Regions from separate parts of the Homo sapiens genome. Here all the other regions are linked to region 3. Evidence: read pairs that join two places in POLR2A ChIA-PET (ENCODE). Cell type or tissue: OCI-LY7. All regions are shown on one strand. Links, peaks and the distances in the headings refer to the core of each region. The heading gives the core; the rest is flanking DNA.

Region 1 (5,532 bases), core at 1,240-3,739, 240 kb before region 3:
AATCAAAAGCAGATTGGGGCATGGTAGCTCATGCCTGTAATCCCAGCAATTTGGAAGGCCAAGGCAGGAAGACTGCCTGAGCCCAGAAATTCAAGACCAGCCTGGGCAATACGGTGAGACCCTATGTCTTTAAAAAGAGAGAAAAAAAAAAGACTGGGCGTGGTGGCTTGCGCCTGTAATCCCAACACTTTGGGAGGCTGAGGCAGGCGGATCACCTGAGGTCACGAGTTTGAGACCAGCCTGGCCAACATGGTGAAACCCTGTCTTTATTAAAACTACAAAAATTAGCCAGGCATAGTGGTGCATGCCTGTAGTCCCAGCTACTCAGGAGGTTGAGGCAGAAGAACTGCTTGAACCCGGGAGGCAGAGGTTGCAGTGAGTGGAGATTGTGCCACTACACTCCGGCCTGGGTGACAAAAGCAAGATTCTGTCTCAAAAAAGCTGGGTGTGATGGCATGCACATATAATCCCAGTTACCCAGGAGGCTGAGGTGGGAGGACTGCTTGAGCCCAGGAGGCCGAGGCTGCAGTGAGCTATGATTATGCCACTGCCCTCCAGCCTGGGCTCAAGACCCTATCTCAAAAGAAAAAAGAATCAAAAGTAATTCCCTTAAAGTTTATAGGCTGTACTATTCACAACAGCAAAGACATCTAATCAACCTAAATGCGCATCAATGAAGGACTGGATAAAGAAAACGTGGTACATATATACCATGGAATACTATGCAGCCATAAAAAAGAATGAGATCATGTCCTTTGCGAGGACCTGAATGGAGTTTGAGGGCATTATCTTTAGCAAACTAACACAAGAACAGAAAACCAAATACTGCATGTTCTCACTTATAAGTTAAATGATGAGAACACATGGTCACATAGAGGGGATCAACACACTGGGGCCTATTGAAGGGTGGAGGATGGGAGGAGGGAGAGGAGCAGGAAAAATAACTGATGAGTACTAGGCTTAATATCTAGGTGATGTACAACAAACCGCCATGACACAAGTTTTTTTTTTTTTTTTTGAGACAGTCTTGCTCTGTCGCCCAGGCTGGAGTGCAGTGGCACGATCTCGGCTCACTGCAAGCTCTGCCTCCCAGGTTCACACCATTCTCCTGCCTCAGCCTCCTGAGTAGCTGGGACTACAGGCGCCCGCCACCATGCCCGGCTAATTTTTTTATTTTTTTAGTAGAGACGGGGTTTCAGCGTGTTAGCCAGGATGGTCTCAATCTCCTGACCTCGTGATCCGCCTGCCTCGGCCTCCCAAAGTGCTGGGATTACAGGCGTGAGCCACTGCGCGCTTGGCCTCATGACACAAGTTTACCTACGTAACAAACCTGCACACGTACCCCTGAACTTAAAAGTTAAAAAAAAAATTAAAAAAGAAACATCATATTGTTAAAAAAAAAAAAAGTTCAGAGGCTGTGAACTGGCATCTCCTTGGGCAACTGGAACATTTAACATGACTTGTATAGAATTTTAAAAATCAAAGGGCTGGGCACGGTGGCTCATGCCTATAATCCCAGCACTTTGGAGAGCCGAGGTGGGCGGGTCACCTGAGGTCAGGAGTTCAAGACCAGCCTGGCGAATGTGGTGAAACCCTGTCTCTACAAAAATTAGCCAGGCATGATGGCAGGTGCCTGTAATCCTAGCTACTCAAGAGGCCAAGGTAAGAGAATCGCTTGAACCCGGGAGGCGGAGGTTGTAGTAAGCCAAGATCGCGCCATTGCACTGCAGCCTGGGGTGAGAGAGTGAGAACTCTGTCTCAAAAAAAAAAAAAAGAAGAAAAAAAAAAAAGAATTAAAAAAATTTTCCAGCCTATTTTGACAAAATCAGGAGCTATGGCAGCAATGACTGTTTATTACTGAATGGCAACAAATGGCTGGAGCTGGGTTGCTACCACATCTGTTCTAGTTTGCCACAGTCCTCTCCGCTTCTTAATATTTCAAATCTAGATTGCTTCACTTATTTGTAAGACCTGAATGACCTCTGTAAGCTTTTGGTTTGTAATCCTGTAAATCAGCAACCTAATGGTAACAAAGCTACCATTTCACTGGGTTCCTAGCCTGCCACTTTACAGAGACTGTCTCAGTTATTTCTTACCATATCTTTTGAAGGTAGGCATTATTATTATCCATGTTTGATTGCTGAGGATCACATGAACCCAAGTCACACAGTCAGTCTGCATGACTATATCTATCAACTCCCAAGTTCTCTATCTGTGCTAGTTTGCCTCTGGTTATGATTTTCTTCATTTCATTTAACAAACACTTATAGTACAGTTACTAAATTAATAAGTTTACAAATATCACCTTGCTCATCTAAATAACAATCCTGTAAGAACAAAGATCTGTAAGAAATTGCCTTTTTTGCAAATCAATATTACAGATGTTGGCAATTTCATATGGTTCAACTTAATGCTTATTATTATCCCCATTTTATAAAAGGGGAAACAGCCACAGAAAATTAAGTAACTTGTCCAGAGCCAAGCTCAGACTAAAACCCAACAGGCTGGTTCGAGTTTTGTTCCTGACCAGCATATTCAGCTGCCTCTCATCACAAAAGGGAACTTTACACATTGTGGCAGCATCAGATTATCAAACAGGTAAAGTTTTGGACTGATGCTTCTCCTGGAGGCTACCTCAAAGTACTGAGGCCAGAGACATATTTGTGTCCCCCAGGATGACCCCTACCTGCACTGGTCCATTCATGAGACTTTCCCAGTGCTGGGGTGAGATGTACTTCTGCAGGTACTGTTCCCGTAGGACACCACGCATGGTGCACTCCAGGGTCTTGGCTCCTTCATGAAGCTCTTGCTCTGACTCCTTCATCTGTGTCATGATCTTCCAAGAACAGAGGGAAAGAAATGATGAGGAAATATCATCATCCCCCAAACTCAGTCCTCACCTTGAGGGAAAGCAAAGCTAAGACAGGAACAGTAAGGAGGGAGAATAAATAAATAGACTGGTCAACAAACCAATTTCCCAAGGCACATTATTGTGGTCTTGAAACCAAAGAACTAGTATCGGTTGAGTGTGGTGGCTCATGCCTGTAATACCAGCATTTTAGGAGGCCAAGGCAGGTGGATCACTTGAGGTCTGTAGTTCAAGACCAGCCTGGCCAACATGGCAAAACACTGTCTCTACTAAAAATGCAAAAATTAGCCAGGCGTGGTGGCAGGTTGAATATCCCTTATCCAAAATGCTTGGGACTAGAAGTGTTTCAGATTTTGGAATATTTGCGTTTATACTTACTGGTTGAGCATTGCAAATCTGGAAATCCAAAATGTGAAATAATGTTGGGCCGGGCGCGGTGGCTCACGCCTGTAATCCCAGCACTTTGGGAGGCCGAGGCGGGTGGACCATGAGGTCAAGAGATCGAGACCAGCCTGGCCAACATGGTGAAATCTTGTCTCTACTAAAAATACAAAAATTAGCCAGGTGTGATGGCGGGCGCCTGTAATCCCAGCTACTCAGGAGGCTGAGGCAAGAGAATCGCTTGAACCTAGGAGGTGGAGGTTGCAGTGAGCCGAGATTGTGCCACTGCACTCCAGCCTGGGTGACTGAGCAAGACCCTGTCTCAAAAAAAGAAATAATGTTGGCACTCAGAAAGTTTTGGATTTGGATTTTCCAATTTGAGATGCTCAACCTACACAACAGAAAAACAAACAGGCCAAGAATACTGTGGGAGAGACTTCAAGGCTCACAATATCTGTTCTCTCTCTTTTCCTTAGTAATAAGAACTCAGATTTTTGACTGGGCACATTGCTGCCCAGCTAAAAGATGACATTTCCCTGGTCAGTTGGCTGTACACAGAGGTGCTGTGGGTGGTATGGGGGAAGGAGCGTTAAGGTAGGGTGGGGATGGGCAGTGTTTCCTTGTCTTTTCTCCATCTTGGATTGTGAAGGCAAAGGTCATACCAAGGGATTGGCAGAATAGAATGCTGAAAGGAACCTGGGTCCTCCAGAGCTTTGAGGAGCCTCCAAATCTACCCTGGGCTGCCTACCCAGAAAGCCACTGCTATCTTGTTTAGGTCCCTCTTGAACTACCCCAGATATTTCAGAGCTGGGACTTACACTCATGTAGGCCCTTCGGAGGTGCATGGGGAGGTTGCGGCGGAATTCCCGCTTGTTCCTCAGCTCCCTTAGGGTGAACTGCTTCAGGATTTCACTGTTGCTCCTTCCACCCACCCGCACAATGCTGGTCTTCTGACAATTGTAGATGCCTGTGGAACAAAGTGGAGCATGGCAGGGTTGAGAGGAGCTTATGCTAGGTTCTCTCAGGTGAGAGCTGTGTGTATTTGGGATCTAGTCTGGTCCCTTAGAGAATAAACTTGTGCTTAAAGGAAATTTACCCCATTAATGAGTGAGAAGGTCCCCGAGAAGATGTGACCTGCAGAGCAGTAAAGTGTAGCACTTAAAGAGTACAGGTTCTGGAATCAGACAACTAGGGATCCAACTCTTAGCTCTACCACTTATTGCTGTGTAACCTGGGGCAAGTGACTTGAGTCTCAGTTTCTCTGTCTGTGATTTAGAGATGGCAATATCTCCCATATAGGGCTACAGTCTGGATAAATGAAAGAAAATCTTTAAAGCTCCTAGCTAGGGCCCAGCACAAAGCAAGCACCCAGGATATGTTACATATTTTTCACTCTGCAGATTTACTGATTGCTCATATGTTTTAGGCATGTGCCAAGTTCTGAAGATATAGCAGTAGAAACATAGGCCCAGTTTCTGATTTGTTATCATTTCTTTGTCTCTGGCAGGAAGTTACTCATTAAATAATTAATACGGCAGCAATAAATGTAGTGAGTACTGGTAGCAGGGGACATTACCTAGTCTGGGTGGGGTAGGGATCTATTTTTAAGAATCTAATATTTAAACTCAGACTCTAAGAATAAAGATTTATCTAGGTGAAAGGGAGGTATAGAAGAATAAAAATAAAGGAAAAGCATATATTTATTCATCCATTAATGTTATTTAGTATTTTTTGAGTGCCTAATATGTGCCAGGATATGTGAATACAGCAAGAAAAGGACCAATCCTCATCTAGGGTAGCGATACATAAAATAGATTATAAAAAAATAAAAAATGCAAAAGAGACTTCACTTTGGGGCTATAGAAAAAGTCCACCTGAGAAGAGAGATTTAAAGTGGGACCAGAAGAATGAGTAGGGCCAGGTTGAGTAGGGCCAGGTTGAATAAGCTCAAGATGGAGAGGGAAAAAACTATTCCAGGCCAGAGGATGGCATGGGCCAATGGAGGACGTAGAGGCTTTCAAGGAACTGAAGATAACCAGTGTTGCTGGAGTTAGGGAGAACAAGGTTAAGAAGTAGGAGCTGTGGTTCACAGTCCAGCTGGGACAGATCACAAACGGCCATGTAAGTAATGATAAGGACTGTTGACTTTGTTTGAAGAGCAATAGAAAGCTACTGAAGTTGCTGATGGTTCAATCATCAACATCTTGATAGAGAACAAATTTGCCTATAAGTATTACCTTCCAGAAACTGGTCCAAAGCATGATTAGTATAACACACAACCA
Region 2 (2,500 bases), core at 1-2,500, 140 kb after region 3:
TATGGACAAAGAATTCAGTGGCTCATGAAGAAACCAGTTCAAATCAGTTAACAGCCTAATTAGTGTTACAGCTACATTGACTCCCCCTTGCCACTATCAAAATACCCAACTTAGGACCGGCAGATAGACCGTTAGCATTTCCCAGATGCCCAGCCTTGCTGAACAGTGGTGCTCAGCTTTTTTCTCACTCCAGTATAAGGCAAGCTCCAGGGTGACCACTTAACAGCAACTCAGACTGTGAGACTCAAAAGTGTGCCCATAGAGAGAGGTGAGCATGCAAAAGACCCTCAGACTGACGATCAGTGTATTCAGGGAAATCTGTCAACCTTTTGTTTATCTATGGATATAGCACCTCTAGTTCAAGGATCACATACTTCAAAATGCCTACAGAAGCCAAGTCAGTAATGTAAACATATAAAGTAGGCCCGGCAAGAGAAAACCACAGTAGGACAGTCATGTTCCATCTAAAGGCAAATAAAATATATGCAGGACCAAAAAAAAAAAGATTTACAGACTGAATTTGCCATGCGGTCTTCTTCAGTTTGTGACCTCTATATCTGGTTCCCTACCAATATTTTTAAGATTAAAACAAAACCAAACCCTCAGGCTTAGAGAAGTTTGCAAATGTCCCAGGCCACTTGGTTGATTAACAGCAGACATGACAAGCACTGAGGTCTCTTGACTCCAAGGCCACATCCTCTGTGCTGTACCTTGCTGCAGCTCTTTATCTTAAGGGGAACTTCCTGGGTCTGGAGCCTGCAGGCACCAACAAAACCATAATACAAGAGGCCTTTGTTCATGAGCCAACAAAGCTCTCTCCTGGATTCAAGTGTGCCCAGTACTGGGCAACAGACATCTCAAACCAGGAGCACAGAATTGCTCTCTGCTCCCCCTTCAAACCTCAGGCAACTCGATCCTAAGATTTCAGTTTTATTGGCTCTTCACACCAACAGTGGATTAGCTTGCAGCAACCTAAACTGCTGTCTCAGAAGAGAAAAAAGAAAGGAAAAGAAAGGACTACTCACTTGTTCAACCACATAAAATGCAAACTGCAAGCGCTGGCGCTGGAGCATGGGAAGCAGGTGTCTGAACAGGACTGGGAGGTGCTCGTGGCGGTTCCGGAAGGGGATAAGGATCGCCACCTGGAGTGGATTACAGCAAAAGAAGCACAGTTAGGACTCTCAGCTTTCACTCCTTAGCAGGACACCCCTGATGAATTGCTGACCAACCCATGGGAGTTCTGGGAGGCTGGCTATCTTGTCCTCAGCTTTCTCTAAACAAAGATCTATGTTGGCAAGTTGGCCCTTGGACCTAGATGAATGTGATTCTTACATATACCATATCTTATAGTACATAGTAGGCCTATAATTTATTCTAGGCCATAACTCATAGGAAAACACACATTCTACACTGTGACAAAAATACATCTATAAACTTACAATTAAAACAAGCTTCACAAAACAGTATTTCCCCTTACAATGTGCAATGTACAAATGCTGGTTATTCAACTGTTTTTATTTCCCAGCGATGGGCTGGATACTGATGTGTTCCAGATCTGCTGCATCAGCAGCACTTAACGAGGCTGGCACAGAATACGCATTTTAATAGATACTTGTTGAAAGAATGGACTTCAGCTGGGGTCACAGCTTAACGAAAACTACTGATGTCTTCTGACTATGGTCAGGCAGAAAAAAACTAAATCTCAATGTCAAGCCAGGTAACTTTGCTTTTTAATCCACTAATCTTGTAGTAACCAATGGAGAACAGGAATGAAGCACTGACTCTGTAGATGACTTCTGCAAATGGGTCATTAGAGACCACCAACGCCCTCATCCCCTTGCTTTGTTAATATTCCTGGTGGGAAGACCAAAGGGTCTTGCTCGGTCATCAGAATAATGCAAATTTCTGTATCTACAAAAAGAGTCCTTGTGGAAACCCATTCCTCTAAAATGTTTCTACATTTGCATGGAATGGTAGGATGAAAATGACAAAATGTCATGGTTAGCTAATCCCATGGTGATTCGGACCAAAGGCAAACCCCAGGTGGGCTTCTCAGCATTTTGGCTGTGACTTCACACCCTACCTTCCACCGAGGCATGCAATCAGAAGGCTTCCAGTGACCTCCGAGCTTGATGGTTGGGTCTTTGGAGAAGAGTTCATGAATGTAATCCATTCCAATTTCACTCATGTTTATGTCTATTGGGCCCTCTGAACAGAGACGGGGAAAAGGGATTAAGAGGTCAGAAAATGATAGGTTTCCCTATGCCTGGGGTTTTAGTCTCTGGAGAGCGCAATGCTTTTTCAGCTGAATTTGTTTTTAGCAAGGATGGAAGTCCCTTCCTCTGCTTTCCATCTCACCGTATTTCAGTTCCTCACTATTTTCAAGGTGAAGAGGCAAATCAAGGAATTAAGACTTTAGAGTTCTGCTTCTGTCAGGGGCCAGGTAGAAATGAAAACTTTAAGTAAAACAGTAGCTGAGCTTTTTTTTTTTTTTTTTTTT
Region 3 (5,532 bases), core at 1,798-4,297:
TCTCAGCAACAGCCTAGCTATCTCAGGGTCCTTGTTTGATTTCTGTGAGAGTCTCTTGTCCACATCGTCACAAAACGGCTGCCATGCTCAGCCTCTCACATGACAACTCCCAGAGAGGGAGGAAGAAGGAACATCTCCCATATTTCAGAAGCTCCCCACTGATTTTCCCAGCCATCTCATTGGTCAGTACTGGATCACATGACCACCACTAGCCCAGTTACTGGCAAGGGGAACCTGATATCCATGTTTGGCTTGGCCCTGTCTTGATTTGGAGGTTGGGCCCATTTTCTTGAGCACAAGGCTGCCTAATATCTGAAGAAAGCCAGGGTTTCTTCTAGTGAGGAAGTTGGCCAATCAATTAGTGTCTCTTCTGCAGTGGTCAGCTCTTAGAACACCTGAAATAAAGTCACATACAGACCCTGTTCATCCCAAGGATCCAGATGTCCCAAAGGTCAATCTCCCAGATTTGCATAATGTGAGTTGTCTTAGTCCATTTGTGTTGCTATAAAGGAATACCTAAGGCTGCATAATTTATAGAGAAAAGAGGCTTATTTGGCTCAATGTTCTGCAGGCTATACAAGATGTGGCACTGGCATCTGCTTCTGGTGAGGGCCTCAGGCTGCTTCCACTCATGCTGAAAGGGGAAGGGCAGCCCGTGTGTGCAGAGACCTCATGGCAAGAGAGGAAGCAAGAAAGAGGCAAGGGAGGCACCGGCTCTTTTCAACAACCAGCTCTTGCAGGAACTACTAGAGTGAGAACTCACTTCTTACCATGGGGAGGGCACCAGGCCTTTCATGAGGGATCAACTCCCATGACCCAAACCCCTCCCATTAGACCACACCTCCAACATTGGGAATCAAATTTCAACATGAGGTTTGCAAAGGTCAAACATCCTAACTATAGCATGGGTGCACCTGCCTTGTCTCTCCCAGGCCACTGTGAAGCTCCACGGAAGGTCCTGGGGCAATAAGATAGTACACTGCCAGCTCTTCCCCAACTCATCACCCTCCCATCCTTGCAGACACACACTCTGAACCATGTCTCAAATGGCCATGACTCCCAAATGCCAGACCAATAACGTGTTTGCATTTTCACTGGTCCATCATGAAATGAATGAGAAAAAACAGGGACAATGGAATGAGATTTGTATAAAGCTAAATTGATTCCATTTAAAGGATGATGGTGATTTACTTTCCTACTTAAACTCTCTCATGGCTTCCCAGGGCACTTAGCATAAAGCCCAGCCTCCTCTTCCTGACAAGGTCTGCTCCCAGAGTGGCTCCTGCCACCCCCTCACTCAGCCACAGCCTTCCTGGGATGCTCTCTTTCTCCAGCACACCAAACCCCTTGCCTCTTTAGAGTTCTTTGGATTTGTAGTCTCTTTCTCCTGGAATGTTCTTCCTCTAGTTCTTTACAAAGCTGCGATCTCTCATCTTGATCTCAACTCCTATCGCCACCTGCCTGGAGACTTTTCCTGACTGCCTCCAAGGCCACAGGCACATCCATCTCCGTGTCAGCATCCATCACCTCCTGCTGTTTGCTTGTCCTCAGCATCTGACACTGTATTTATGCTGATTTGTTTCTTTACTGGATGGCCTCTGCTGCCCAAATGTGAAATCTATGAGGGCAGAGACCTTGCCCGGACTAGTGCAGTCCCTTCCTCCCTGGTCTCCAGCTTCCCAGCCCTCAGCATGCACGGTGAGATGGATCCTCCTAGAATACAAGTTAAACCATGGCCCTTCTCTGCCCAGAGCCTTCCGTGGCTGCTGGCCACACTGCCTCCCTCCTGCTCCTAGAACCTGCCCCAGAGCTTCCCATCTTCACATTTGCCATTGCATCTCTCCAGAACATTCTTTCCTCAGATGCCCCAGTGGTTTGCTCCTCTCATTTCCATCGAGTTTCTGTTCAAAGCTCCCCCAGGGAGGCCATTCCTGCTCACTCTCTTTCAAATCTCACTTCCCATCTCCTGACTCCTTTATTCTTCTCCAAAGCACTTATCTCCATTTGAACTGCTTTATATTTTACTTATTTGCCTCATTTCTTACAGTTTCTCCCATGAGAATGTCAGCGCCGTGAAGACAGGGATATATCATTTTTTTGGTCTGTGTTACTCACTGCCGGGTCCTGTTGTCTAGAACAGTGCCTGGTACAATGAGAGGTGCTCAAAATATTTACTTAAAAAGTGCATAACAGCTTTCTTGAGGTATAATTCATATATCATAAAATTTGCCCACATGACCAGGAACAGCAGCTCACACCTATAATCTTAGCACTTTGCGAGGCTGAGGAGGGAGGATCATTTGAGCCCAGGAGTTTGAGACCAGCCTGGGCAACATGGCAAAACCCCCCTCTATCAAAATATACAAAAACAAAAATTAGCCAGGCAGGCATGGTGGCTCAGGCCTGTAGTCCCAGCTACTCAGGAGGCTGAGGTGGGAGGATAGCTAGAGCCTGAGAGGCAGAGGTTGCAGTGAGCTGAAATCACACCACTGCACTCCAGCCTGGGTGACAAAGTGTGACCCCTGTCTCAAAAAAAAAAAAAAAAATTGCCCATTTACTAGTACATTCACAGAATTTCACAACCATCACAGTGATCCATTTTAGTAGGTTTCATTAGTGGTCACTCCCTACTTCTCCCTATTTCCCCATCCCTGGAAACCACTAGCCAACTTCATGTCTCTATAGATTTGCCTATTCTGGACATTTCATGTACATTCAGTCCTATAATAAGTGGCCTTTTGTGACTGGCTTTTTTCTCTTAGCATAATATTTTCAAGGCTCATTTGTGTTGTAGCATATGTCAGTACTTGATTCCTTTTTATTGACAAATATTATTCCATTGGAATGGGGGATACATCACATTTTGCTTATCCATTTATCAGTTGGTGGACATCTGGATTGTTTCCACCTTTTGGGCTATTCAATATAGACTTTTGAGTGAGTGGTTGTGTTAATTCCAATATAAAACCTACCTTTCTGCTTTAGGGGTATTAAAATATCCTTTCATAAGCTGACAGTAGGAGTAAATGTATTTCTTAATGTCCTTACCTGGCAAAATAAAACACTGGGTCTTTCTGTTGACTTTAATGGTACAAGGGTATGAAAGGCCAAAGTCTTGGAGCTGCAGATCACTAGGACCTGGGTTATAACAAAGGCTAGGTCAGCGGCTCAGGGAAGCCAAGCCCTGTCCCTCTGGCCCTGCCATGTGGTTCAGACCATGACTGGTAAACAAGAGAGCATAACGCAGCACTTCTCAAACTGGGGTATGGTACCCCTCTGAGGGCACATACTGATGTCCTGAAGAGAAAGACTACATTTCCCAGCCTCCTGTCTGTCCAGCAAGCTGTGGTCATGTGATTGAGTTCTGACCAATGGGATGAATGCAGGGGTTTTTCTCTTCTTTGCTTCACCCTCTTTCCTGCTGGGTGGAATGTGGACAAAATGGCTGGAGCTTAAGCAGCCATAACGGCCCCTGAGGTGGAAACCACTGGTTACAGATGCTAGAGGGTCCAGAAAGGAGGGAACCTCATGATTGTGGAGATGTCACACCACCTCTGGCCTCCCGTATCTGCTTGAAAGAGAAAAAAAAAATGTGGCCATGCATGGTGGCTCATGCCTGTAATCCCAGCACTTTGGGAGGCCGAGGTGGGCAGATCACCTGAGGTCAGGAATTCAAGACCAGCCTGGCCAACATGGTGAAACCCCGTCTCTACTAAAAATACAAAAATTAGCTGGGTGTAGTGGCACATGCCCATAATCCCAGCTACTCAGGAGGCTGAGGTAGGAGAATCCCTTGAATCCGGGAGGCGGAGGTTGCAGTGAGCTGAGATCTCACCACTGCACTCCAGCCTGGGAGACAGAGCAAGACTCCATCTCAAAAAAAAAAAAAAAAAAAAACCTGTGGTATTGAATGAAAGCATGTTAATATATAACATGTTGCTATGTTACTTTGAGAAGTCTGTCACTCACTGCCAAATCCCATCCCACCTGATGTGCCTCCATGACCTCCTCACAGATGAGGAAACTGACGTGAGGCACATCTGCCCTGGGATATTATTTCTATACAAAGATTTGAGAGAAAAAACCAAATTTCTCTTTTTATTTCTCCCAAGGCTTATTTAATCCATTTCACCCCTTCTTTTTTATTTTAACATGAATGCATGCATTCTGGTGAAGGATGGACAGCATCCGGTGAATTTTAAAGAGAGCTTTTGTGTTGTCTGCTTGTTACCAGGGTCTACCCCAAAGTCCTCTAATGCGGCAGTCCCCAACCTTTTTGGCACCAGGGACTGATTTCATAGAAGACAATTCTTCCAGCGACCCAGGGGTGGGGGTGGGAGGTATGGTTTCAGGATGGTTCAAGTGCATTACGTTTATTGTGCACTTTATTTATATTATTATTACATTGTTTGAAATAGTGAGATAATTATACAACTCACCATAATGTAGAATCAGTGGGAGCCCTGAGCTTGTTTTCCTTCAGCTAGATGGTCCCATCTGGGGGTGATGGGAGACAGTGATAGATGACCAGGCATTAGATTCTCATAAGGAGTGCGAAACCTAGATTCCTCGCCTGTGCAGTTCACAATAGGGTTCGCCCTCCTATGAGAATCTAATGGTGCCACTGATCTGACAGGAGGTGGAGCTCAGGCAGTAATGTGAGTGATGGGGAGTGGCTGTAAATGTAGATGAAGCTTTGCTCACTCACTCGCCATTCACCTCCTGTTGTGCAGCCCATTTCTTAATAGGCCAAGGACCTATACTGATCCGTGGCCCAGGGGTTGTGGACCCCTGCTCTAATGGGTACCCAGTCCCTCTGCTGCCAGCCGGAGGATCACTGAAAGAAAGATCCTGAACACTGTCTCAGGCAGCAGAGGGTCCTGCATTTGAATTCCAGGTCTATTACCTCTTAGCCACACGTTCTCGGGCAAACCACTTCACCTCTCTGACCCTCAGTTTCTTTCTCTGTAAAAACGGGGATACTCATCTATGCCTTGGAGGGTGGGTAAAGGTGTGACTCAGTTCTGTCTGTGAGAGGCCTGGGCCCACAGCAAGGGACAGAGTAGATGCTCTGTGCTCTCCTGTCCCAAGAGCTGACCTCACCATTCCAGGCACGGCCAATGCCCTCCATCAGAATCACACTCAGAGGCAGTTCCACAAACAAAGATGGTTTAATAGATTTCAGCATGTTTCCACTTGACAATGTTATACGAAAATAGAATCTTTATTAAAATAGCAAGGCATAACAATCACTGCTACTCAGGAAACACTGTGTTTATTCTTTTTAATCATCAAAATCAATGACTTTGGGCAAGACCTGTGAAATCTCAGAGCCTGTTTCTCCATCTGGAGAACAGGCAGGTAGGGCATTGCCAGCTCCCTGTGAGTGGGGGCCACTGGTGGGAGGAGATGGCCCTGGTCGCCCATGGGATGAGAAACTTACTCCTGCTTCTGTCCCTGGAGAAGGTCAGGGAGATGCCAGTGTGGCCTTAAGGCAATTCTAACACTTGCTTATCTCGTTTTGTAACAGAG

The links. ChIA-PET counts read pairs that join two places held together with the same protein. Peaks named below come from ENCODE experiments on the same cell type or tissue, not always from the same donor. Only the 100,000 strongest peaks of a DNase experiment are listed, where the experiment ranks them.
Region 1: POLR2A ChIA-PET joins it to region 3 with 6 read pairs; 4 of 35 experiments call an interaction of 5 or more read pairs at or near these places.
Region 2: POLR2A ChIA-PET joins it to region 3 with 5 read pairs; 2 of 35 experiments call an interaction of 5 or more read pairs at or near these places.

The regions. Positions count from the first base shown.
Region 1 is chr20:49,260,648-49,266,179 of GRCh38, forward strand. ZNFX1 (zinc finger NFX1-type containing 1) reads right to left here. Exons shown (of 14, transcript NM_021035.3): 4 at 5,488-5,532; 5 at 4,069-4,217; 6 at 2,687-2,836. Among named protein-coding and RNA genes, the nearest start is that of ZNFX1, 15 kb to the right of the region's middle. In OCI-LY7, for the core only: no CTCF peak of the experiment used is centred there; no DNase peak of the experiment used is centred there.
Region 2 is chr20:49,641,443-49,643,942 of GRCh38, forward strand. B4GALT5 (beta-1,4-galactosyltransferase 5) reads right to left here. Exons shown (of 9, transcript NM_004776.4): 4 at 2,084-2,208; 5 at 1,026-1,142. Among named protein-coding and RNA genes, the nearest start is that of B4GALT5, 71 kb to the right of the region's middle. In OCI-LY7, for the core only: no CTCF peak of the experiment used is centred there; no DNase peak of the experiment used is centred there.
Region 3 is chr20:49,498,722-49,504,253 of GRCh38, forward strand. PTGIS (prostaglandin I2 synthase) reads right to left here. Exons shown (of 10, transcript NM_000961.4): 10 at 5,153-5,532. Among named protein-coding and RNA genes, the nearest start is that of KCNB1, 19 kb to the left of the region's middle. In OCI-LY7, for the core only: no CTCF peak of the experiment used is centred there; a DNase peak (open chromatin) is centred at 3,350.